Regions from separate parts of the Homo sapiens genome. Here region 1 is linked to region 2. Evidence: chromatin loops called from intact Hi-C (ENCODE). Cell type or tissue: ascending aorta. All regions are shown on one strand. Links, peaks and the distances in the headings refer to the core of each region. The heading gives the core; the rest is flanking DNA. Region 1 has its middle 10 kb from the start of SERPINH1. Region 2 overlaps MAP6 (microtubule associated protein 6).

Region 1 (12,025 bases), core at 4,026-12,025, 49 kb before region 2:
AGCTCCCACCACTCTGAACAGTGCTCGGCACATAGTAAGTGCTCAACAGATCATTCTGGTGCTTCTCCTCCACTTGCTCCTCTGTAGCCTTCCCAGGCAGCGGCTTTTCCTCTGTCAGGCATGAGCTGGGGCGGATACTCAGCTCTTCATCCGAGGCTGCAGGCTGGTTCTGCCCACAGCAATCCCATCCCAGGCTTGGCCAAGAGGAGAATTACTTTGCAGAATACAAGACATAATGAGGAAAAGCATCTACTTCAGTGCTCTGTAATGGTAGCCACTGGTTATCATAAAAGCAGTGGTGGCCAGGCGTGGTGGCTCACGCCTGTAATCCTAGCACTTTGGGAGGCCGAGGCGGGTGGATCACTTGAGGTCAGGAGTTCGAGACCACCCTGGGCAACTGGTGAAACCCTGTCTCTATTAAAAATACAAAAATTAGCCGGGTGTTGTGGAACACACCTGTAATCCCAGCTACTTGGGAGGCTAAGGCAGGATAATTGGTTGAATCCAGGAGTTGGAGGTTGCAGTGAGCTGTGATTGCACCACTGTACTCCTGCCTGGGTGACAGAGGGAGACTGTCTCAAAAAAAAAATTAAAAAAATAAATAAAAGTGGGAAGGAGACATCCAGAGAAAAGTTTGGGGGCAGGAGGGTGGCATATGGGCAGACATTTTCGGAACTTCACCGTCCTGTGTGGAAGGTGGCATAGAAGGGGTGAGAACAGAGGCAGCAAGATAGTGAGGAGACAGGAGCCACAATCGGAGAAGGATGAAGGTTTGACCCACCTGGGAAGGGAACCCCCAGCACGTGGCAGAGGGAGGAGCTGAGAATCCTTAGAGGCACATCTCTAAGGTGCCAGAGGTCCCACTCCGCCTGCCTTTGAGCTCCGGATCCTGAATGCCCCCAGGGAGGCTTTGTAAAGATCCTTCCTAGGACTGGCTACATTTTGCAGGACCCATTGCCAAATGAAAATGCAGGGCTCCTAGTAAAAAAGATTACTAAGAATTTCAAGATGGCGACAGCAGAGTACTGAAATAAGAACAGGGTTCTTTGCACAGGGCTGCTGATACAGAAAGAGAACATAGGACATCCAGTTAAAGTTGAATTTCACATAAACAATGAATTTTTTATTTTTATTTTTTAGTTTGTCTGTCTTGTGCAATACTTGCAATAACATGTTTCTGTTGATCTGAAATTCAAATTTAACTGGGAATCCTGTATTGTACCTGGCAACTCCACCAGGTGGGTCCTGTTTCCTCCCTTAACTGGAGCTCCTGGGAGTGGTTCAGGCTTAGGGTTCTTCCAGGATAATGGTTTTCAAACTTCAGCCTGCATCAGAAACATCTGGAGGGCTTGGTAAAATCCAGATTGCTTCCCCCCAGCCAGAGTTTCTGATTCATGCCTAGAGTACAGCCCAAGAATTTTCATTTCTGACAGGTACCAAGGTGATGCTGATACAATTGGTCCTGGGACCACACTCTGAGAACCACTGCTGGGGTACATCACCCTAGGAAGCCCCTCAAAGAGATAGAAAATCATAGTGACCCAAAACGGACACCAGAGGGCAGAAGCGCCCACTGGTCAGGCTATAGGACCTGCCCACTGGCCTGGGGCTGGGCTTACACCTTTGCTGAACATTTGTTCTGTGCCTGACCACGTCCAGGGCCCTGGAGCAGACAAAGAAAGACGTGGGTCAGCATTAGTCTCTGCCCTGAGGGGCTCAGGGTGTGGAAAGGGAGACAGATGTACGAAGTGAGAATTACAATTGGTGCTGAGATGGGGGAAGCACAGGCTGTGGGAGCCCAGGGGAGGCTGGGGGTGGTCAGGGCCCGCTTCCTGTAGGAGCCTGAACAGAGGGTAGGAGCCATCCATACCGGGAGAAGGGGAGGAGGGGCTTTCTGGGCATAAGAATACACAAGTACAAGGGCGCACACTGGACAGTGCCAGGGACTGCTTGAGGAGGAGTGCAGAGGTAGAGGACAGAATCGGTGGGCGGGTAGCCTGGTGAGGCTGGGGCTTGGCAGATCCTGAGGGTCTCAGGGAGCCCCAGGAGGGTTTTAACTAGATGGTGTGTTAGAATGAAGAGTGTCTGGGAAGAGATACCAGAGGCAGGGAGGCCTAGTGAGCAGGAGGGTGCAGTGGTCAAGGGAGGAGGTGACCAGGGGATGCAAGGGTGGCCCAGTCTCTCTCATCTGTTCCTTCATTCCTCCATTCATTGCACGTGTGTATGGAGCAACTTCTCTGAGCCAGGCCCTGGGTTGGGTGCTGGCTGCCGGCTGCTGGGACTTGGCATTGATGAAGACAGTTCCTGGCTTATGTGGAGAGCTCACATTTTAACTGAGAAGACCACCATCCAACAGCCAACCTCACAGTGAGCCAGCTAGTTACAGTTGTGGTCCCTGAGGGATGGGTACCAGAGATATCAAGGGAGCCACATGGCAGGGTCTGGGCAGAGTTGGGGTTAGGGTGGGGGTAGGAGGCATCTCTCAAGAGAGACCCTGACCTGGGCATCCTGACCTAGCGAACAGATGCCTCATTCAGCCCTACCCTGGTGCCTCCGTGCCGCAGCCCAGAGCTAACAATATGGCCATTGACAGCTCCTGCCACTGCCTGAGGTCTAGCTTTGCTGCCCCCATCCATCCTTAGCCACACAATCCTGGCCTTCAGTGGGGAAGAAAGAGCAGGATTATACTCAGGTACTAGGGACTGGGCCCACCCCTCCACCAGAGTCAGCCTGGCCCCAGCCCAGGTGAGTGCCCAGCCAGGCACCTTCCTCAAATGTCCAGTGCTCTTGCTCTAAGCATGTGAAGAGTCCGGCAGCTAGAAGCAGAAGGATGCAGGAGATGACCTGAAATGCCAAGGGGATGCCGTAGACTCGCAGGGCTCCTGGACGCACACTGTAGAACATTTGTCCATAGAGATGGGATTGGCCTCACGAATGACATAGATGCAAATCAAGCTAACTGGAGCATTACTTCTAGAAGGCTGACCTTCTTGCTATTCCTAGAGCATGCCTAGTTCATTCTAACTGTGGGGCCTTTGCCCATGCAGCTCCCTCTGCTTGGGATCCCCTCCTCCCACCATAAAGGTCTCCCTCCTCCTTTGGTCGGAGGAAGAATGGCTCCCCAAAGACATCCATGTCCGAATTCCTGGAACCTGTGAGTGCATTACCTTGCATGGGACAAGGGACTTTGCACATGAGATTAAATTACAGATCTTGAGATAGGGAGACTTTACTGGTGGCCCAGTGTCATCAGGGAGGTCCATCTCAAGAGGGAGGCAGAGGGGTCAGAGTCAGAGAAACAGATGTGATGAGGGAAGGAGAAAGCAGAGAGAGAGGGAGATTGGCGCTGCCACACTGCTGGCTTTGAAGGTAGAGGCAGGGGCCACAAGTCAAGGAATGCGGGTGGCTTCTAGAAGCTGGAAAGAGCAAGGAAGCAGATTCATCCCCAGAGTCTTTAGAAGGAGTTGCTAGCCCATTTAAGTCTTCTGACCTCAAAACCATAAAAGAATAAATTTATATCATTTGAAGCCACTAAGTGTGTGGTACTAGATACAGCAGCCACCGGAAATGATTACAGCTTCTTATTCAGATTTCAGGCTGCCTGGTGTAAAGTAGTCTTACCCACAACACCTGTTTTCATTTCTTGCTAGCCCTCATTATTACTGGAAATGATCACATTTCTTTCTTAGTTTATTGCGTGTCTCCACTCGCCAGCACACCAGGCTCCTGGAGGGCAAAGATCTGGTTTTGCCCACTTTTTTATCCCAGTACCTAGAACAGTGCCTAGTAAATTGTGGGTTCTCAATAAATCTTTGCTACGTGAGACTGGGAACGGTAGCTCACGCCTATAATTCCAGCACTTTGGGAGGCTGAGGCAGGCAGATCACCTGAGGTCAGGAGTTCGAGACCATCCAGGCCAACATGGTGAAACCCTGTCTCTACTAAAAATACAAAAATTAGCCGGGCGTGGTGGTGCATACCTGGAATCCCAGCTACTTGGGAGGCTGAGGCAGGAGAATCGCTTGAACCCGGGAGCCAGAGGTTGCAGTGAGCCAAGATCCCAACCGCTGCACTCCAGAGTGAGACTGTGTCTCAACAACAACAAATCTTTGCTGGGCACGGTGGCTCACGCCTGTAATCCCAGCACTTTGGGAGGCTGAGGCGGATGGATCACGAGGTCAGGAGTTCAAGACCAGCCTGGCCAAGATGGTGAAACCCCATCTCTACTAAAAATACAAAAATTAGCTGGGTGTGGTGGTCAGCGCTTGTAATCCCAGCTACTCGGAAGGCTGAGAATTGCTTGAATCTGGGAGGCAGAGGTTGCAGTGAGCCGAGATCATGCCACTGCACTCCAGCCTGGGCGACAGAGCGAGACTCTATCTCAAAAAAAAACTTTGTTGCATGAAAGGAAGAATGAAGAAGTAAAGGACTTCCTCTGACTCTCTCTTATGTGCACTGAGGGCAGGGAAGGGGGGTGCCTTGGCTGGTGGAGGGAGGCCTCAGAACCATGAGAATGGAGTGAGGCCTGGAGGGCTGCAGAGATCTGTGGGAACTGCAGAATTTGGGCACATGCTGTCCAGTTTACAGGCCACTTCCAACCCAGGGTCTTTTTGTTGTTGTTGTTCCTCGGAACTACCTGGAAGAGGAAGACAGGCTTGAAAGGAACCATGGCTCTCACTTTGCAGGTGGGCATCTAGGTTCTGGATGGTGGTTTGAGGGTTAGGGAGACACTGCCTCTCCAGCAAGGGTCAGTGGGACCTGAGAGGGGCCTGAAGGCCCTGCCTGCTCCCCAGAGCCTTCCCGGCACCTCATGTGCCAGTTCTCCTTGGCACTTGGGCTGCCAGCCTTTGCCCCTGCTCTTCCCCCTGCCAGGGTGTCTTTCCTCTCCTTGCCTTCTTCCAGGGCTGGGACTAGGGTGAGACAAGTGAAAACTAAAAGGAGCACCAGAAATCTCAGTAATCAGGATTAATCATATTTTCATGTAATTATTGTTATTATTATTATTTTTGAGATGGAGTCTCACTTTGTCGCCCAGGCTAGAGTACAGTGGCGTGATCTTGGCTCACTGCAAGCTCCGCCTCCTGGGTTCATGCCATTCTCCTGCCTCAGCCTCCCCAGTAGCTGGGACTACAAACACCCGCCACCATGCCTGGCTAATTTTTTGTATTTTTAGTAGAGACGGGGTTTCGCCGTGTTAGCCAGGATGGTCTCTATCTCCTGACCTCATGATCTGCCCTCCTCGGCCTCCCAAAGTGCTGGGATTACAGGCATGAGCCACCATGCCCGGCCTCTTGTAATATTTTTTAAAAATCAAAACAAATGCAAAAAATCCATGATGAACAAAATATCACATTTTAAATAAGGACTTTTTTATTTTTCCTTTTGTCTCAGGCTCCAATATGGCTTGACACAGTCCATGCTACTAATCCTGTCTGAGACTGGCAATGTAATTTGTGAGGCCTTTTCTTCAAAAATTATTATTATTTGTTGCCCAGGCTGGAGTGCAGTGGTGTGACCTCGGCTCACTGCAACCTCCACTTCCTGGGTTCAAGCAATTCTCCTGCCTCAGCCTCCCGAATAGCTGGGATTACAGGCACATGCCACCATGCCCAGCTATTTTTTTGTATTTTTAGTAAAGATGGGGTTTCACCATGTTGGCCAGGCTGGTCTCGAACTCCTGACCTCAAATGATCCACCTGCCTCGGCCTCCCAAAGTGCTGGGATTACAGGCATGAGTTACCGCGCCCAGCCTCAAAAATTATTAAGAATTGCAGCGGCAATTAGCCGGGTGTGGTGGCGTGGCTCCTGTAATCCCAGCTACTCGGGAGGCTGAGGCAGGAGAATCGCTTGAACCCAGGAGTCGGAGGTTGCAGTGTGCATTCCAGCCTGGGCAACAGAGTGAGACTCTGTCTCAAAAAAAAAAAAAAATTGCAGCGGCTGGGTAGTGGCTCAAGCCTGTAATCCTGGCACTTAGAGAGGCCGACGTGGAAGGATCGCTTAAGCCCAGGAGTTCAAGACCAGCCTGGGCAATAGAGAGACCCTGTCACTACAAAAAATACAAAAATAAGGCCAGGCACGGTGGCTCATGCCTGTTATCCCAGCACTTTGGGAGGCTGAGGCAGGTGGATCACAAGGTCAGGAGATCGAGACCATCCTGGCTAACATGGTGAAACCCTGTCTCTACTAAAAATACACAAAAAAATTAGCCAGGCGTGGTGGCAGGCACCTGTAGTCCCAGCTACTGGGGAGGCTGAGGCAGGAGAATGGCATGAACCCGGGAGGCGGAGCTTGCAGTGAGCTGAGATCACGCCACTGCACTCCAGCCTGGGCGACTGAGCAAGACTCCGTCTCAAAAAAAAAAAAAATAAATAAAAAATAAAAATAAAAAAAGAATTGCAGAATGTCAGTAGTAACCATCAAATCACTTGGGAGGGTCTGTGAGACTGCACAGGCTGTACACCCATGAGGTTGGCCCTGATCCTGTTTTTATTTAAAATTGTGATATTTTGTTACTCATAGAATTTTTGCATTGATTTAGATTTTTTGAAATATTGCATGAAACATGATTTACTTTGATGACTGAGGTTTTCGGTGCTCTCATTAATTGTGCCCCCAAGGCAAGTGCCTCACTTGCCTCACCCTATTCCCAGTCTTCTCTGCTTGGTGTGCACTTCTCAACCTTAGGTAGCCTCCTCCAAGAAGTCTTCCCTGACCCCTGATCCCACACTGGATTGGTACTTCTGGGCTCCTTCTGGCTGGGCTACAGTCCCAGAGCTCCTCTGCTTCCTCCCCTCCGTCCCATTCCTGAGCACCTGGTGTGAGTCCCATTGTTTAAGGGAGTAGATTTGGTTTGCTTCTGTGTTCCAGAAGAGGGCCTGGCTCGGAACAGTTGCTCAGGAAAAGTGGGTTTTGAGAGAAAATGAGTGGTCTGCCAGTGCTTGGAATTTTATGTCAACACGATGTCTTTGGGTCAAGCCCTTCTGTCTCCAGAAGTTCCTTGGTAAAACCTCTATGGGGTAATCCTTGGGCAAGACTCTATCTCTGAAAATGCCCAGTGGTGGCAGAGCCAGCTCTGTGGGCACTAGACCTCCTCATCCCCCGCCCCACCACCCATGGGCACCATGGCAGAGCCAGCCTCACCTTAGGTGGCAGGGCAGAAACCTGGCATGGGTGTGGGGCTGGGCCAGTCCTGTGGACCTGTGATGCTGGCCTGTTGTTGACCCGCTTGCTCCTGCACAAACCGTGCCAAGCTCCATCTTCAGGCCAAGCCCTGTAGTTCCTCACCTCAGGGACTCACAGCCTTGCTCCAATAACCTGGGTCCCTGCCTTGTTCGGGGGACCAGACTTGGTGTCTAGATTTGTGTCCGGGACAGAACCTTTCTAGTACTCAGCACCACCATCGTTAGTCTTCTAGGTACCCTGTGTCAGGGAGCTGGAGGAAGATGCCTATGAATTCCTGAGCCTCAGCATATGCTCTGATCAGTCCTTTACCCCAACTATGTCCCAGGACTCCCTCAAGCCTGGCCAGTGTTTATCCAGCTCTCCCTTCTTCATTGTTCTAACAATTTAAAGCCTCTGCCTGGGGCCTGGGCAGGGTTAACAAAGTAATCAACTTTAGGCAGTGCCCAAAATGTGAGTGGCTCCCAGAGTCCTTGGCGACACTGACGCCAGCACAAACCTTCTGACACCCTTGCAGGTATGGCCCAGTGGCTGCTGTGGACAGAATCCCAGGCCCCAAGCAAGGAGAGCTAGCTTCAAACCCAGCTCTATAATCTCTGCTTGTTTGGGGCTCAGTTTCATCATCTGCAAAATGGGGAGAAAATGCCTACCTCATAGCAGGGTGATGGGAATTAATGGAAAATGCAGGAGCTCCTGGCACACCACAGGCACTGGGAAATGCTAGCTCCCTTTCTCCTGTGCTTGCTTTTGGTGTGAAGACCAGTCAGCTGTGCTCCCTGGGGACTCCCTTCCCGCTCCAGCTCCCAGCCTCTGAGTTCTTTTTCACAACTCTCTGTGCCAACTCAAGAGATGGGGAAACTGAGGCTCAGAGGGATCAGGGACTTGCTGAAAGTCAGGTGTAGAGTCAGAGGCTGAGCACAGGCTGGAATCTAGGAGCTGGGGCTCGGCCAGAGGTCTGGGCTTGGCAGGTGGCCAGCTCCTCCCCTCCCGTGTTTCCCCATCTGGCCCTGGGAATGCTGAGCCTGTGAAGCACAGCTGTATATATAGCATCAGCTATGGGCTCCTCCCCCATCACACACACATGGGCACACAGACACACACAGACCCAGCCAACAGCGCTGGGTGCTTCCATGAAAGGCGTGTTTCCCTCCTGAGTCAGAGCAGACCCCGAACAGACAGCCTTTGGGCCTGGCTGGGCTGCAGTCCCAGAGCTCTAGGCGGCCCTGAGAGCCAGCCCCCTCCCTGCTGGAACCTCTGGGCAGCAGCCAGCACAGCTGCATCCCCTCAGCAAGGCCTGCAACGATAGGCCCACGTTGCATCAGCTCGGCCTGTCTCTGGGCCTGCTCCGGCCCCAACAGCCAATGGGGCCCGGCCGAGTGTACAGACCCCAGCACTGGTCCAGCCCACCCCACCACCATCACCGTGCGGCCGCCTGGTCCTCCTTCGCTCTGGGCTAGGAGGAGGGCACCGCTGCTCCATCGCCTGTGGCATGGCCCTCTCTCTGTGCCCCTGCCCCCACCAGTGGCTCTGCCAGCTCAGCCTTGGTTTCCCTTCCGGGAGGTAGCAGGGTCACCCCTTGGCCTGGCGTGGGCCCATTTCTCCACAGCCTCTGTTCTCCTCAGGCTCTGTGCTTGCTCTGATCCGCATCTTTCACCTGTGGCATCTTTCAGTTACTCTCCTATAACCATGATTCACAAATTGTCATCTTTGGACAGGCCTTCTCTCCTGACAGAATTACGGACATTACAGCCTCCTGATGTCTCCAGTCTATGGAGCCCACCAGCTTCCCCCAGAGCTCACTGCCTTCCCCCAGAGTCTCCATTGCAGGAAAGGGACCATTTGCCACTTGTTCACCAGGCCAGACACCAGAGAGTCCTCCTTCCCCCTTCTCCCAGGCCCTCCGTGCCCAACCCACCGCCACTGGGCCCTCTCCAGCCCGAGGCCCCTGCCTGGTCTGGGCACCAGCATCTCTCTCCAGGTTACCGAGCCATTCTCTCCTCTGGCCTCCCTCTCTCGCTCTCCATGCAGCAGGCAGAGAATGCAAAAACGCAGGGTGACCTGTCACCAACTTCCACAGCTTTAGTCACACGTACCCCCCTCCCATGGTGGCCTCTGTGGGGTCTCGTGCCTACCCTCCCCTGGCTGCGTCCCATGAAATCTTGCCAGGATTTGGCTCTTTAGCCTGAGGCCTAAAGCCAGCAGGTCTGGGCTGGTGGGAAATGCCAGACCTGGCCAGAGGAGCCACAGCCCCAGCCTCCCACCTTCCCCAGGGTTGCAGCGCAGTATCTCTGAGCCCCAGGCTCAGCACCACCACTTCCCCAGCCACCCTCGGACAAGCCCCCTTCAGGCTGGAGCTTGATACCCTTCTGGGTGTTTCTTTTCTATTCACTTGGTTGATTTTTTTTTTTTTTTGGCTGACTATAAAAGTAATATATGCTATTGAAAACAATTCAGAAAAGCAGAGAAAAGAAAATAAAGATATATATATTCTATCTCCAAAGATAAACACTATTAAACGATGTAAGAGTATTTCTTTCTAGCCTTTCTCTATGAATATTTTATATACCTATGTATTTTGTATTAATACATATACTATACATTCATTCAATAAAAAACCCATGCTGGGCGCAGTGGCTCACACCTGTCATCCCAGCAGTTTGGGAGGCCAAGGCGGGAGGATCGCTTGAGCCTTTGGAGTCCAAGACCAGCCTGGGCAACATGGGGAGACCCTGTCTCTACAAAATTAAAACATTAGCCACGGTTGGTGGCGTACACCTGTGGTCCCAGCTACTTGGGAGGATGGCTTGAGCCCATGACATCTAGGCTGCAGTGAGCCATGTTTGCACCACTGCACTCCAGCCTGGGCGACAGAGTGAGATTCTGTTTCTAAATAAATAAAAAATAAATAACCCCAAATCTTTTAATAGCAGAAACTTTTAAAAAATTAAGTGAAAATCACCCCAAAACCAGCATTAACTTTTTGGTGAAATGTGAACATTCTTCCAGATATCTGCAGCTCTCCCGTGGAATTTTCATCAACAGGCTGTTTCATAAACGGCTTTATTTTTTATCCAACAATCCACCAAGCGATCTTTCTGTGCCTGGGGATTACAACAAGCTTTCCCCTTTTTGACATCTGCAAATACTTCATCCCTTATTGACCTTCTCTCCAATTTTTTGTTATTACAGACAAGGCTCTGAAGAACATCCTTCTGCATATATCTATGCTCATATTTTTAAACATCATTTCCTTAAGTGAAATTTCTAAAAATTGATTTTTTTCCAAAAGAACATGAATAATTTCAAATTGTGAAAATGTGTAAATAGGTAATGTACGCTCTGCACGCTGCTCTTCCACTCTAACACCAAATTCAGTATCAGGACATAAGAACTTCCTGGCTTTTTGTTTTTTTCCAGCTTCATGGTATTCTCAACCCCTATGGCTGGACAATTAGGTTGTTTCTGATTTTTGCTATTATAAATAGTGTTGCAGGGAATTATTCAATAACATATTTTTATTTAAAAGTGCCAACCACCTTCTAGAAAGCGTGTGCCAATTTTTCCTCCTGCCAGGAGTGTGTACAAATACTTTTACCTGTTTAAAATTAAATCCTTCAAACTCTTCCAGACTCAGCCCATATCCCATGTTACAGATGAGGAAATTGAGGTGCAGAGAGGTGCAGTGACTTTCCAAGGTCACCAGGGACAGATCCCAACACAAACTTTCTGACTCCCAGGCTGGGCTTCTCCTGCTTTGCCAGACTACTATCCTCTGCCTGTGCCTCCCCAGGGAAGTCCCCACTCCAGTCACAGCCCTTTGTTAGCGTCGTGTGTATGTGCAAGGTGAGGTGTGACTGGAACTGATGGGACAGCGCTCAGAGGACAGAGCAGGAATGGTCAGAGGACAGGGAAGGAATGGTCAGAGTGGCGTCTACGGGTTGTGTAAGATTTGACCAGTTGGTGAAGATGTGAGCAGAGGTGTGGAGTGGAGAGCCTAACATCACTTAGTGTTCACAAAGTCCTCTGCTATTCATTATTTTATCTGTGTGTCTCATCATCCTGCAGACTATCAGTCCTATTTTACAGAGGGGTAATTTAAATCATGGGTACATAGCCAAGAAGTGGCAGACCTGGGGCAGGATCCCAGGTCTCCTAACCCCCAAGTGAGGGCATTTCACACTCCATAGCACAGCAGGGCTGAACTGGGCTGAAGCAGATTAGAGGTGGTTTGGCAGGGTGTAGGGGGTGGTCAGAGCTCAGGAGTCCCTTTTCTGAGTGTCAGGGATGCTAAGACAAGGGAGGACAGCCCTGTAGCCCACCTGGGCATCACTGTTATTACAGGCTCAGCAGCACCTAAGGGAGAGGAGAACAAGACGGGAAGGGAAAGGCAGGGCTGTAGTTAACACACATCCTCCATCCCACCAGCCCTTCAGGCCTGGTCTTGCAGGCACTGGAGCTGGTTCCATGGGTTGCCAGAGGAAGCCTGAGAGAGGGAGGCTGGGAGAGGGGGCGGGGAACCTGATCCTGTGTATATGTCAATACCCAACAAAAACTTGTGTAGGGGGGTGGGGTGCATTTGGGTTACTGGAGTTACACAGACATGTGTGTACATGGATTGTGTGAAGGGGCTGCTCAAGTGCCGTGTGTGCACCATGTATGTGGGTGCACATACGCCTGTGTATATAGCGAGTCAGTGGGCTTGTGTCTCCTGGGTATTGTGCCAGGCATGTGGGTGAAGGCGCTGGAGTTCCTATGTGGCTTCGCTCAGCACCAGGATTGCAGACGGGTAGGGGCGGGCCTGCTCTGGGAGGAGGAGGGGAGGAATCATGTGCCCACCCACCCCCAC
Region 2 (12,337 bases), core at 1,489-9,488:
GCTTTCAGAGCTCTTGCCACCTGCTATCCTGAACTCTGAAAACAAACAGGTCGAAATAAATAAAATTATCCCTTGCTGGCCAAATTCTTGCTTCCTGAATTGGGAACCAAATATATTCGAAGAGTGATCGATATTTGTATTATTGTTATCTATTGGAGGCTTAAAGAAATTAAGAGACTCAGTTAAGGTCACACAGCTAGTAAATAGTAGAGCTTGGATTTAGAACCAGGCCTGTTGGTTATAATCCTTGCTTGGAATTAGACATGCCTGTGAAATGTGTGGTGGTGGGGAGGGTCCTGTCACCCTAGAGTTAGGAGCCCTGAACTGAGCAGGGAGTGAGATTGGCCAACCTCTTAGATTACCCTGTAACCAAGGGCCCATGATTTTATGCAATCAAGACTGTTTAGAAAAAGTGGCTATCTAAAGTACAGAGGTATGCAGGCCTGAACAGAGGCCAGCCAGTATAAAACCAGCCATTGACTGCTCTCTGGTCTGCAGTTGCTGTGACCTCTCACAAAACTGCCCCTTTCATGGGAGCAGAGACAGTTAATAGTCAGAGAAGAGCCTTGTGGAAGCACCATGGTGAATGTGGAGGCAGACAGTGAATCTCATCATTCATTCACTCACTCATTTTTCATTCAATGAGCACTTTAGAAGACACTGTCTATGGTAGGCTTTGGGCCAGAAGCTAGGGCTACAAAGGTGAACAGAGATCTGGCCCTTGCCCTGGGGGAGCACGGTCTGGTAAGGGGGATACACACATGAGCGGATGACACAGTACATGTGGCAAGTTCCATCATGAAGACACACAGGGAGCAGCTTACCCAGCTTGGGAGGTGCGGGAAAGGCTTCCTGGAGCTGTCCCCTGAGCAGAGTCTTGAAGGATGAGTTAGCCAGGTGGAGAAGCAGGAGAAGGGCATTCCAGGCAGGTGGACAGCAAGGGTAAAGGCATGGAGGTGAGAAGCAGCATGGTGCACCGAGGGAACAAGAAGCTTCTGCACCACGAGGAGCCCACGGATGGTTTAAAGCACGGGGTGACGTGGTCAGATTTGCATAAAGATCCCTCTAGCAGCTTAAACCAGTAGCAAGCAGTGGCAGTAACTTTTAAAGCTCAGCATCTGAAGCTCTCTTGGCCCCAGATAAGAGTTCTGGGGCCATCTGTCGAGATCACTATATACAATGCCAGGTTAACAAGTAATTGAGGCCCATTACATGAGGACAAGGGACAGAAATTTAAGCTCAATTCCACTGGCTGAAATAAAATGCTCAAAATGGCAGTCTCAGATCCAATACTTATATACTGCAGATAATAATGGATACCAGTTTTATCTTGGTACCTCCAGGACTGAGTATATTTTTTGTGAATGAAGAATCTGCTGGACAATTCTGCATTTAGTAACCTACATTGCAGTCACCCAGGCAAGCTAGTACCAGAAGGAGAAAAACTGTGTATTGGCTGTGATAATTGGTCAGTATAGCCAGGACGTCTGAGCCAGATGTATATAGATCTGACCCCATTCTTATTTTCCCTCAGTTTGTATCCGGGTCCCAAGATTTAAAGAGGGTACTAGGCAAGCTTGCTGGAGGACCTGGAATGGCCCAGCCAGAGTGTGGCACTGTGGGGTATGGGCTTAGTTTTTATTGGGGGGTCCCACTTGTCTGAAACCTGATTCTTTTCAGGCCAGCTGAGCCTCCTTCAGGTGAGAGGGATAGACAGCAGGCTATGGAGCTGGAAGCCTGGATTCCAGTGCTTTCTCCATCTTCTAAGCCTGACCAAGCTGGCAGGTGTCCCCTCCTCTTTGAGCTTCCCTTTCTCCTCTGTTACATGGGGCCAACACCTGCCCCATAACATTGGGAGGGTTCAGTGGAATGGCACAGAAAGAAACGCTTCATAAGCAACGCATACATATAAATTGTTAGAATATTACCATTTAGGTCTGTGGACTCAAGGTAATTCAATAGCTGTAATTCTTTAAAAGCAATCTTCTTAAGAATGTTTGCCTCAATCAACTTCGTGTATTACTAACAGCTAAGTATATATCTGTCAGAAAGTGGACAAGTACTTTCAAGTACTCTAAAGGGAGGGGAAGGGCGTGAAGTGACATGTTTAGTGTCCTCCAGGGGTTCCCTACAGCCCTCATGTCATTTCATCCTCATTCTGCTCCTCTGAGGGGGGGTATTAGTGTCCCCATTTTCAGAGGAGGACACTAATGCTCCAGGAGGTTAGTGAGAGACACAGCGTTGCACGGCAGCACTGGTTTCCACTCACGAACTTTGTAAATGCCTAAGTGCACTGTCCATGTTAACCAGTATTCATAGGGTAAATAACAAAATACATAATGGTGTTAATTCTAGTTCTCCCTGTTGTAGGAATTCTAGGATGGTCTAGGTGTTATGAGGATATATGCATCAAATGGCAGTGGGGTGGAAGTAGGGGTTGAAACACATGCCCGGTTCTGTGAGAGTGGAGTTTGGGCTCCCTTTGTTTGAAACAGCTGTCTTTCCTGTTCCAGTGGCCTTGGCTGCCCTAGCCGCTTTCCTAACCCTGCTGGTCTCAGGTGGTGCTAGGGGTGAAGCCTTGCTTTAACGCAGATGGTTCACAGGTTATATCCTGAAAGAAACTTCTGTACCTATGGTCCTGAAAATGTGAACTGCTTTGAGACATTTTAGCAGTAAAAGGAGCCTTAAACCACAGTGACACACTAAAGGAGTCCATAGCCTTTGTGAAATGGGACTTGACGCTCCTCAAATCTATGAGAAGTGAGAAGCAGGTTGTAAATTCTTAAACCCTAGTGAAACAAAAGAGGGAAGAATTTCATGAAGAACACAAAAACTCTAAGGAAGAATTGAAATACATTTATAGCTAACTTAGCAACAATGACCTATTTTGAAAATAGGGGGCTGGTTTGAATTTTGTTTGTTTGCTGTTTCAGGGAGGTAATGTGAGTGATGGGTTATAGATTTGCCTCCTGGGGCTCTGGGCAGCAGAGGGGAGCATGGTGGGAACCACAGGCGGAAGAGCCCCTGGGGGAGCCCTGAGCACGTGGGCAGCACTGACAAAGCTGGCAAGGCCCCTGCCTTCCTGCCTTCTCCATTGCCCAACGCTTGCCCTTTCTCTGACTCTGAGTGTGTCTCACCTTCTCGCACTCTCTTAGGTTACTCTAGGTGTCTTCATATGTGTGCTTTCCTGTGTCTTTTTCTCTCTGTGCCGCTATTTCTACCTCTCTACTTCTCGCCTGTCTTTCTTACCACCTCTCTCAATCCCCGTTTTGTCTCTCTCCCTTAACTCATCAAAAGAGAGCTTAATAATATGCTTTTATGTATTTGTTTTATTTCTTGAGCAGCTTTTGTGTTTTCTGCCTCATACAAAAGTAGACAGGTGGGTGGGATGTTTTCTATTCATCTGGAAAACAAATACATACGGCTTTTCATTTATACCACCCTTGAATGATTTCTACCCCTGCCTCCCCCAAAACTCAGCAATCAGGTCCAGCAATAAAAGTCCACCCTAGGGCTCCTAGCTTAGAGCAAGAGAGGATCTGTAGTGTTGCCTGACGCATAAGCAAGCAAGAGAAGCATGACAAGGGAGCATGCAGGGTGTAGGTACGCTTTGGGCATATGGAAATGGAGATCCCAGTTAGCAACCGCCCACTCACGTGCACCAGGCCTCTCCACCACCGAGCTCTGTCACTCTCCAGCCTGTGCCATGACCCTCCCAAGGGAGCTACCCCCCCAGAACTGAAGTTCACCTGGTGTTTGATGGCCCCCCTCCGACCTTTGCTTGGGCAGACCCCTCTATCTAGCATGCCTTGGCCACCCCCGGCTCTGTTCACCTGGTCAACACCTACCCATTGCTGAAGTCCTCCCTGATCCATGGAACCAGCTAGAATGGCCTCCTCCTTCGTGCCCCACTGTGATCAGAGGCGGGGTCTCAGTCATCCTGGTTTCCCTAGTGCCCAGCACAGTGCCTGGCACATAATAGGTATTCAATCAACATATGTTGGAAAAATGAAGAGTATAAAATCTTTTGTCTTCCACTTTACCAGAAGGATAACAAAGTGGGCAAACTTGGTCCTAGCTTTCAGGTTCCCACCCAGCCCCCCAGTTTTCCATTTCTAGACTTGCTCCCTGCAGTGGCCTTGCCCTTACATATCCACACCCCAGCTGCTTTCCAGGGCTCCCTCTGCCACAGAGCCTTCCGCAACTCCCCAGCCCTAGTTGGAAGAAGCCTGTCCTTCATCTGAGTTCCCAACTACCTGATCTGTTGTTGCTTGGTGGCCTGTCTGGTGGCTGTTTCAGCACCCCCACATAAGGCACACACACGACTGTCACCCCCACAACCCACAGTGAGCCAGCCCCCTATGGGTGGAACATCCACAGTGACCATAGATTAACTGAGCAAGTGAAGGCATCTCTGCCATCCCTTGGGAGGAGAAAAAGCCAGAAATGACAGTCCTGCCAGTCGACAGGAAGGAGGCAGAGAGTCAGAGCCCAGCCTCCCAGTGTGGCAAGGTGGTGCTCGGTGCAGGCGGTCGCTCTTCCCGGCAACATTGGATCAAAATGTTACACTACCTTTTTGGCCAGTGCGTCTCCCGGTCCATCTTCGCTTTCCCAAAACTTAGCTCTGACTGCTTGCCAATAGTATCTGAGAGGCAATCTAAAAGAGTCAAGCTGCATTATGGAGAGCCCCAGGAAGACTGCAGGGCACAGCTCATCTTGCAGAGAATGGCTCAAATGCAAAAGGTTCATTCCTTCACCTACTCAGGTGGGCCTCACCAAGGAAATAAGATCAAGAAAGTGGTGTTCGTCTTTAGCATTTATTTATAATTGGAAAAACTGTTTGTTTGTTTGTTTTTCTGAGCAAGCACAGACCACAAGCACGTCACAATCAATTGGCTATACATGAATATTTTTGTCATTCTCTTACAGCAGGAATGAAATAGCACCAAGAGAGGTGTGCGCTACATGTTACATAGACAATCTGTGGTATGCAACAAAACCCAGGCCACAAAATCGTAATTAGACACTTCCTGTCTGCCTCAGAGAGGCAAAGAAAGCTATGTGGACCGAATGGGAGCACAGACAGGACAGATTGCTGAGGGAAGCCAATGCGCAGCTCTTGGGGCTGCTTTTGCAGGCAGGGAAACAGCGGGAAAGCTTCAGTCCCAGCTCCCTCGCCAGGGAAGGACGGAGAACCACAGGGAAATGTACAGAGGCCAGTGGGACGAGCTTTGGAAGCTTGGTCACCTTCAGGAAGGCAACACCCAAACACTGCTTGTGGAACCAAAATCAGTTTCATTCAGTACGTTTGGGATATAGAATGAGACTGGCTGAGTTTTATTTGTAAACAGTAGAAATCAAAGGAAGTCTCTTGCCAGTAAAGTGACACATTCAAGAGTCAAAGTGAACTACAAACAGGGTTTTCTCAGTGGGTGTGTTAAGCAGAAGGGGATACTGACAGGTTGAAAAAGACATGCTACAGGTCCTCTAAAGCCTTGGGTGAGGGTAGGAAGTTGGTCCCTGGGGCAGTGAGTGGGGGCGGGGGGTGGGGAAGCCTGTGGGACCCTTATGTCAAACTGCGATTTGGGCAACACCAACTTGACTTGGTCATAGGGATCAAGTCATGTGCACCCTCTGGTTGTGTGGCTGTGGAGACAGATTTCTTTATACTGCCCACCACGCCTAGCACAGTGCCTGGCACACGGGCTTCTAGCAAGGGAATGCTAAATAAATGATCCCCTGTGCATTGTAAACTCTGATTTATTTGATCTGCAAAAATAAATGATTATTCTATGGAGAAATCCAAATTGTGGCTAGCATCAACATGTCTGACTAATGCCAAATCTTGAGAGACTGAACATACATTGGCAAATCCTCTGGATACAATTAAGATCATGTTGCTAGAGCTTTCTGCTAAATGTTAAGATTAGCTGGCAAAGAGTTGGAATCAGTGCCAGGATCCACTCTAGTCATTTCCTGATAGCTTTCAAAATCTGTGACTCATAAACACGGAGACCCACCAGCATTTTCTACCTTCCTTCATACTTCTCCTTCCTCACAGTTTTAAACCCTGAGATAGAAAGGAAGGTCGCAGTGGGCCTGATCAACAACTTCGTTTCTGATATTCCTGTTCTGTTAATAATTATGGCTCATGTAGCACACGCCGAATTAATTTACAAAAGACTTCTCACTCAGCCCCAAGGTGACAACCAAAATGATGTAAGCAGAGACTTTGCTGCCTGAATGGTCGGAGTAAGAGAGAGTTCGTGGAGGCTCCACTTCCTCCAAACCAGAAGGACCTAAAGGGACTTTGAGGTAAGGAACTGTGAGACCCTCACTCTTCACCCCTTTCATTGTAAAAGAAGAGCAAGCCTGCGCCGGGGCTTGACACCGGACGGCAGCCCAGTGTGTCAGAATGCCGGGGACAAGAGGATTTTAAGGACAGGAGATACAGAGTGTGCTGAGCAATATACACGTCATATTGGCAAATATTATTTTTCTGGTAACTATTTTGAGTTCCCTCACAAGCACTGGGGTTTTTTTTTTCACAACAACTCCCTGACTAATTCCTACAACACAACTCTAGCACAGCGAAGGTGGCACTTGCCACCCTTGGGGGCTTTGGCCACACACACACACGACACGGAATATACTGAGAGCTGCTTTTATATATTAATGAGGTCAAAGCTGCTTGCTAATTAGTTAGCAGGGCAGTCTCCTAGTCTGCAGCTAAGTCACAGACATTCTCCCTGACCTGAGGCCTGGCACCGCTGCCCTCTCTGAGGAGCAGACCAGAGCGGTTCAGGAAGGGAGAGTAAACATCGCCACACTTGCCACTACATCTACGCCCCCTTGGGTCTCAGAAATGGAAAGTCAAATTCCAAACACACTATCCCTACACCTTGAACTTTCTTCCTCAGACATCTCCAACCGGTCGCTCTGCGAAACCAGCAGCATTGGACAGGTGGTCGGCCGAGGAGAATCAGAGGAAAACAGCCTCCTCATTTCTGTGATCTTCCTATGACAGCTGGAATGTACCTAAAACACCTAACCTTCTTCACCAGCCCTGATCTAGTTTTAGTTATCAGTGGCGTATCTATGACTCGGTATACAATTTAAAGCCCACTGATAGGAAGCTAAACACAGGCACACATTTCTAATGGACGATTCTATGAAAAGACCACTTAACAGACACAACTCCCTTTTATTGACATTAAGGCCAAGGTTGTTTCTTTTTTTGTTATTTTTGTTTAATATTTCTTCAAATTTTGTCAATTGCTGAAGCCCAGGCTGAGCTTCTGTGGCACATGACGATTCTCTGAATTTTTGAAAAGAACACATGTACCTAAAGTTCAAAATCGACCAGTGACACAGATCTTGGGGATCTGGGAGGAGGAGACCCCACAGACACTTCCAAGCACTGCCGGGAGATTCGTTTCGCCTCTCAGACCTGCCTGCCTTGCTCATCAGCATGCAGTCAGAGTGCCAGGGGAGGGCACAGCCAGCGGCAACGCTTCCTGGTGCTCCAGGGGCTGCCCTCAGGAGGAGGCCTGCCACTCAGTCTGTGAAGCAGGATTCTTCCATCAAAAGAAGCCAAACCAAAGAGCTCCTGGAACACTCAGGACCAAGGCAGATGAGAAGCCTCTAATTAATTTTGTGGCCTTTTTTGGTTTGTTGGTTTAAAAAAAAAAAGTTGGGGGGAGGGAGAGAGAGAGAAGAGTAAAAGGAAAGTGCAGGGAAATTTACTCTTTCGCCTCAGCCAGTTTATTGTTCATCTCTTTGCTTTGCTCCTTGTCGTCTGGCTTGGTGGTACTCGGGCCCTCCGCGCTCTTTTTCTTGGCAGCCTGGCCTGACACCGCCTGCTTGTCTTTGGCCTTCCTCGTGGGCTTATGGCTCGCTGAGGTCTTTTTTGGTTTGGAACTCTGAACACTAGGTTTTTCCACCTGTACGGAGAGACAGACCGCAAATACAGAAACACAAAAAGGTGGGGCGTGGGAAGGAATTTAGAGAGAAAAGATATGGTTAATTAAGGAATGACGGTAATGACAGAGGTTGGCTCAGGTGGAGCACAGTGCATAAGGTGTTCCCAAGGACATTAGGGCATTCGGCATCTCCCGTCTGAACTCCCTGTTCCGTCACTTTGGCAGCACCCACTGGCCACGTGGTCTCCCTTGTCCTGCCAGCCTTCCACCGACCACCCCAGGCAGTGGGCCATACCACTGTTGGGCAATATTTGAGCCCCTCCCTGTAGGAAGTTAACACCTCATCACGTTGCTCAACTCACCCACAGGCATAGGATTTTGCTTTAGTCAATGAAATGTGAGCAGTGACTTGGGTCACCTTCAGGCGGAAAATTTGAGAGTCAGCCTGTGCTGCCCAGTGCTCTCTTTTCCTCTGCCACAGAGACAGGCTGCTCTGCCACCCAAGACCCAGATGGAGAGGCAACGAGGGTTAGAGTGGCAGCCAACCCACAATGGATATTAATGAGAAATAAACCTTTGTTGATGTAAGATGCAGATGTTCTGGGGCGGTGGGTCGCTGCAGCACCCGCTGGCTTCCCCTGTTCTGTCTCTAGGCTGGCTCACCCATATGGAGAAGCATCCTCGCTGAGATGCTTTGGGCAGGGGGGCATCTCCAGTCTCAGCTAGGCTTTCCACTGCCAGCACTCTGCTCCTCCTCTCTGCCTGGCTCCTCCACCATTTTCCCCAGAGCAGCAGTTCTAAGCTCACTCCACTCTCCCCAACCTCCCTCCTCTAGCTCTGTCCCCTTCATCTGGAGAAGATGGCCTTGCCTGCTCTTTCTCAGGAAACTTCGGAGTCACTGAAAGTGACCCCTCAATAGGCCACCCCCCTCATCTATCTCTAGATTTAGTTTCCCTCATTTTCCCTCCTTCCTTCTCTACGTCCTCTTTTGTCCAATGCTAACCCCATGCCCCGGGTGCCACACCATCTCTGGATGGACAGAGCTGATGCTGGGCCTTGCAGGCTGGATCATTCACTCACTGAGGTGCAGCGGCTTTCAGTCACTCCTGACCTGTAAGGAAAGGAACCAATCGTCCTGGTTTGCCTGGAACTGAGAGGTTTCCTGGAACACAGAACTTTCAGTGCTAAAATGGAAGAATCCCAGGCAAACTGGGTCGGTTAGTTACCTTACCCATAAACTGGTCCTGGGCCAAATAGGAAACTCCACTGAAGTGCAAGACTTTAGGACAAAAGCAGAGAAAAGGATAATTAGGTTCCAGAGTTATTTAAGTTCTCAGGCATTTTCTGCTATTATAGAGAGGACAGTGGATATTTGTACAATTCCATGGGGCCTGACATCAGAAGATGCTAGATTGCATGGCTTATATGATTCCTGCTTCACCAGCTATATCTCCAACATGCTTCTCCTGATCACGAACTCCTATGTAAGGTGGAGGAATGTTACCTTAGGAAAATCCTTGAGTCCACTTTCACAAACTGTTCATTTTGGTAACAAATGCTGGGAACATATATTATAGCTGATGTGACAGGTGTGTTGTGACAGACCGAGAAGTCATAGTGGATGGTGTTTAGCCCGAGAAGATGAGAGAGGGCAGGTGCTTTTCAGGGACTAGGGAGGGAAGAAAGGGTCCAGTGATTGGAGCCAAGGATGAGGCAAGGCAGGGTCTGGTGGGAGGGGAGCCGGGCATGGGGGCCTACAATACTGGGCCAGCCCTTCTGGGGCCCAAGCACATCTATTTTAAGACAAGGGGATTTAGGGCTCAGGTGAGGTTTTCTGCCATTGTTTATCTGGATTTCTCAAAATCAGAAGCTAATTCCCTGGAAATCTGCCAGCCTTTAAGCTGTCTTTATTTTAGGTGATGTTCCTCTTTAATATTCCCTTTGAGTTTAACAAAGGTTCCTATTGAAGATGGCCCTGGGTCTCAGTGTGCTTTAGAGGAAGCAGGGATTTTAAAGGTGCCCGTGGAGGCTGGGCCAGATTTGACAGCAGCCCACCCCATGCTCTGCTGCAGTTAACCCTTATGGTCCAGGCTGTGCTGATGGGTTCCCACAAGGTCTGTCTCACCTTTGGGGGTTCCTTGAAGGGTTCGCTGTAGAGGCTGCGTATTCTTCTGCGATCAATGACCTTATTGTCAGCTGTTGTTGGCTTGCTGGCCTCTCCTTTGAACTGAGCACTGTAGCTGGTCTCATGAACCATCTTATCATCTGGGGGCTTGTACTGGGGCTTGGCCTTTATTGGTTTCACAGGCTTGATGTCCGTCCATGCCCTGAATTCATTCCTGTTAGTCAAAGAAAGCATATGTGATATGAAGCATCATCTGCCTGGAAGCAGAGCTCCTGACACAGGGCTGCAAACACAGCAAGCTCTCCATCAGTGCTTGCAGCATTGACTGAAGTGTGGCTGGAGGGTTAGCCTCACTCTTTCATAAGGAAGAGTGCAAGTCTCCCTTCTTGCAAAGTTGACCCAGGTTGGGTTGTGGCAATAGCAGTTGTGCCTTGGAGAAAGAGATCAGGTTCCCAGCTCCACACTGTGTGACCATGGGCAGGCAATTCTAATCTTCAGGGCTCTTTTTCCCAATCTTGAAAATGAGACTGAAAAAACCCAACCCATTCAGTCATTCATGAAGTCAAAAAATATTGAGTGCCTGCTATGTGCAAAGTTGAAGAGTTGTGAAATTAAATGAGACAATGTATTAGGCACACTGTCTGATATATTGTGGCATATCAATGAATGCCAGTTCCCTTCCCCCCTTTTTCATAATGAAGAACTTTTGTTGCCCAGATTCCTTGAGGATAATTCCCCCATTTGAATAGCAGAGGGCTTGCTTCTTGGAGGGCCAGAACTTTAACAATCTTAATCACTTTAGATGAACATCCTCGTGAAATGTCTAAATATTTGCAGATCGTTAGTAAGCAACACAGACTGAACATAATTTGGAGATCACAACTACGACTTGTGTTGGGCTGTGTGTGTGTAGGAGCATCTTCGTGTGCTTTGGTGTAAATGGCTATTGGTCCTTATCCTAAATGATCCTCATCTGCTGCTTTTTTGAGTCAATGTGTCAGTTTTCTTGTTCTCTGCAATCCATCTCGTGGTTTCTAATCAGCTGTTTATGATCTGTTATAGGGCTGGAGAGTAGATGGCTGACAATGTTCAAAACAGAGTTAAAAAATGTAGCTGTTGACACAGGCCACGAGGGTCTATTCTGTTTGTTAAGTGCACGAGAGTCAATGCATGAACTCTGTGGCTTCTGGGGTCTTTATTGGGTCTGTTCTCCTTTGGGGGCACAAAAAGCTGCACTGTGGGAAAGGAGGAGTTAGGGCATGAATATCTGTGGAGTTAGGTTCTTCCAAGTCCCACTGTCTCCCTCACTGATGACTCCCTCCTTCGGGGCTCAGAGAGGAGTGCCAGGAACAAGGAGGCCGCAGGAGGCAGGAGAAAGAGCTTGGACTGCGACGGAGACACGCAGGCTCTCGTGCTAGCACTGCCTTATGCTGGCAGGCCTTTCCCTGCTCTGAGCATTCGTTTTCTCATTTGTAAAATGAAAGAATTAGGCCAAACAAGGTCCTTATAATGTCCTTCTAGCTCTGAGGCTGTCTTAGTTGATAAAGCTGATTTGGTAACACTGAGCCACTTGCCGGTTATTTGACCTCCTGTTCTCCGTATTTCTTTAGGGGAACTGGCTCATATGTGAAGAGAGACTACTGGCTTTTAAGAGACCCTTCCCTGAGCTTCAGACTCTCCTTTCCAGTGCAGCCTGGGTCCCCACCTAGATGCCCCATTGTTATGGTTCGAATGTTTGTCCCCTCTAAAACTCACGTTGAAACTTCATCCCCAGTGTGGCAGCATTGAAAGGTGGGGCCTGTAAAAGGTGACTGGGTAATGAGGGCTCTGCCCTCATGAATGATTTAACCAATTCCTGGATTAGTGTATTAATAGGCAATTGATTGATGAGTTGCCATGGGAGTGGGACTGGTGGCTTTTATAAGAAGAGGAAGAGAGACCTCAACTAGCATACTTGGCCCCCTCGCCATGTGACACCCTGTGCTGCCTCAGGACTCTGCAGGGTCCCCACCAACAAAAAGGCCCTCACCAGATACGTCTCCTTGGCCTTGGACTTCCCAGCCTCCAGAACTGTAAGGAATATATTTTATTTCTTATAAATTACCCAGTTTCAGATATTCTGTTATAGGCAACAGAAAATGGAAAAAGACACCTACCAACAACTCAGACTCAATGTCCCTAGAACCAAATCGTCTTGTTTTCCCTGCCAAAAATTATTTTCTCCTCCTGGACTCCCTCATCATTCATTTTCACCCATTCATTCAGTCATTCATTCATTCACGAAATATGT

The links. Peaks named below come from ENCODE experiments on the same cell type or tissue, not always from the same donor. Only the 100,000 strongest peaks of a DNase experiment are listed, where the experiment ranks them.
Region 1: it touches region 2 in a loop (3-fold over the local background); 11 of 110 quality-filtered maps call a loop at or near these places.

Annotation. Positions count from the first base shown.
Region 1 is chr11:75,546,179-75,558,203 of GRCh38, forward strand. No RefSeq gene overlaps it. Among named protein-coding and RNA genes, the nearest start is that of SERPINH1, 10 kb to the right of the region's middle. RefSeq lists enhancers at 6,843-9,529, 7,510-8,257, 8,314-8,363. In ascending aorta, for the core only: no CTCF peak of the experiment used is centred there; a DNase peak (open chromatin) is centred at 8,333; H3K4me3 peaks cover 1,620 bases; H3K27ac peaks cover 5,049 bases.
Region 2 is chr11:75,598,062-75,610,398 of GRCh38, forward strand. MAP6 (microtubule associated protein 6) reads right to left here. Exons shown (of 4, transcript NM_033063.2): 2 at 10,048-10,261; 3 at 7,747-7,943. Among named protein-coding and RNA genes, the nearest start is that of MAP6-AS1, 21 kb to the left of the region's middle. In ascending aorta, for the core only: no CTCF peak of the experiment used is centred there; DNase peaks (open chromatin) are centred at 5,972 and 6,396; H3K4me3 peaks cover 438 bases; H3K27ac peaks cover 2,323 bases.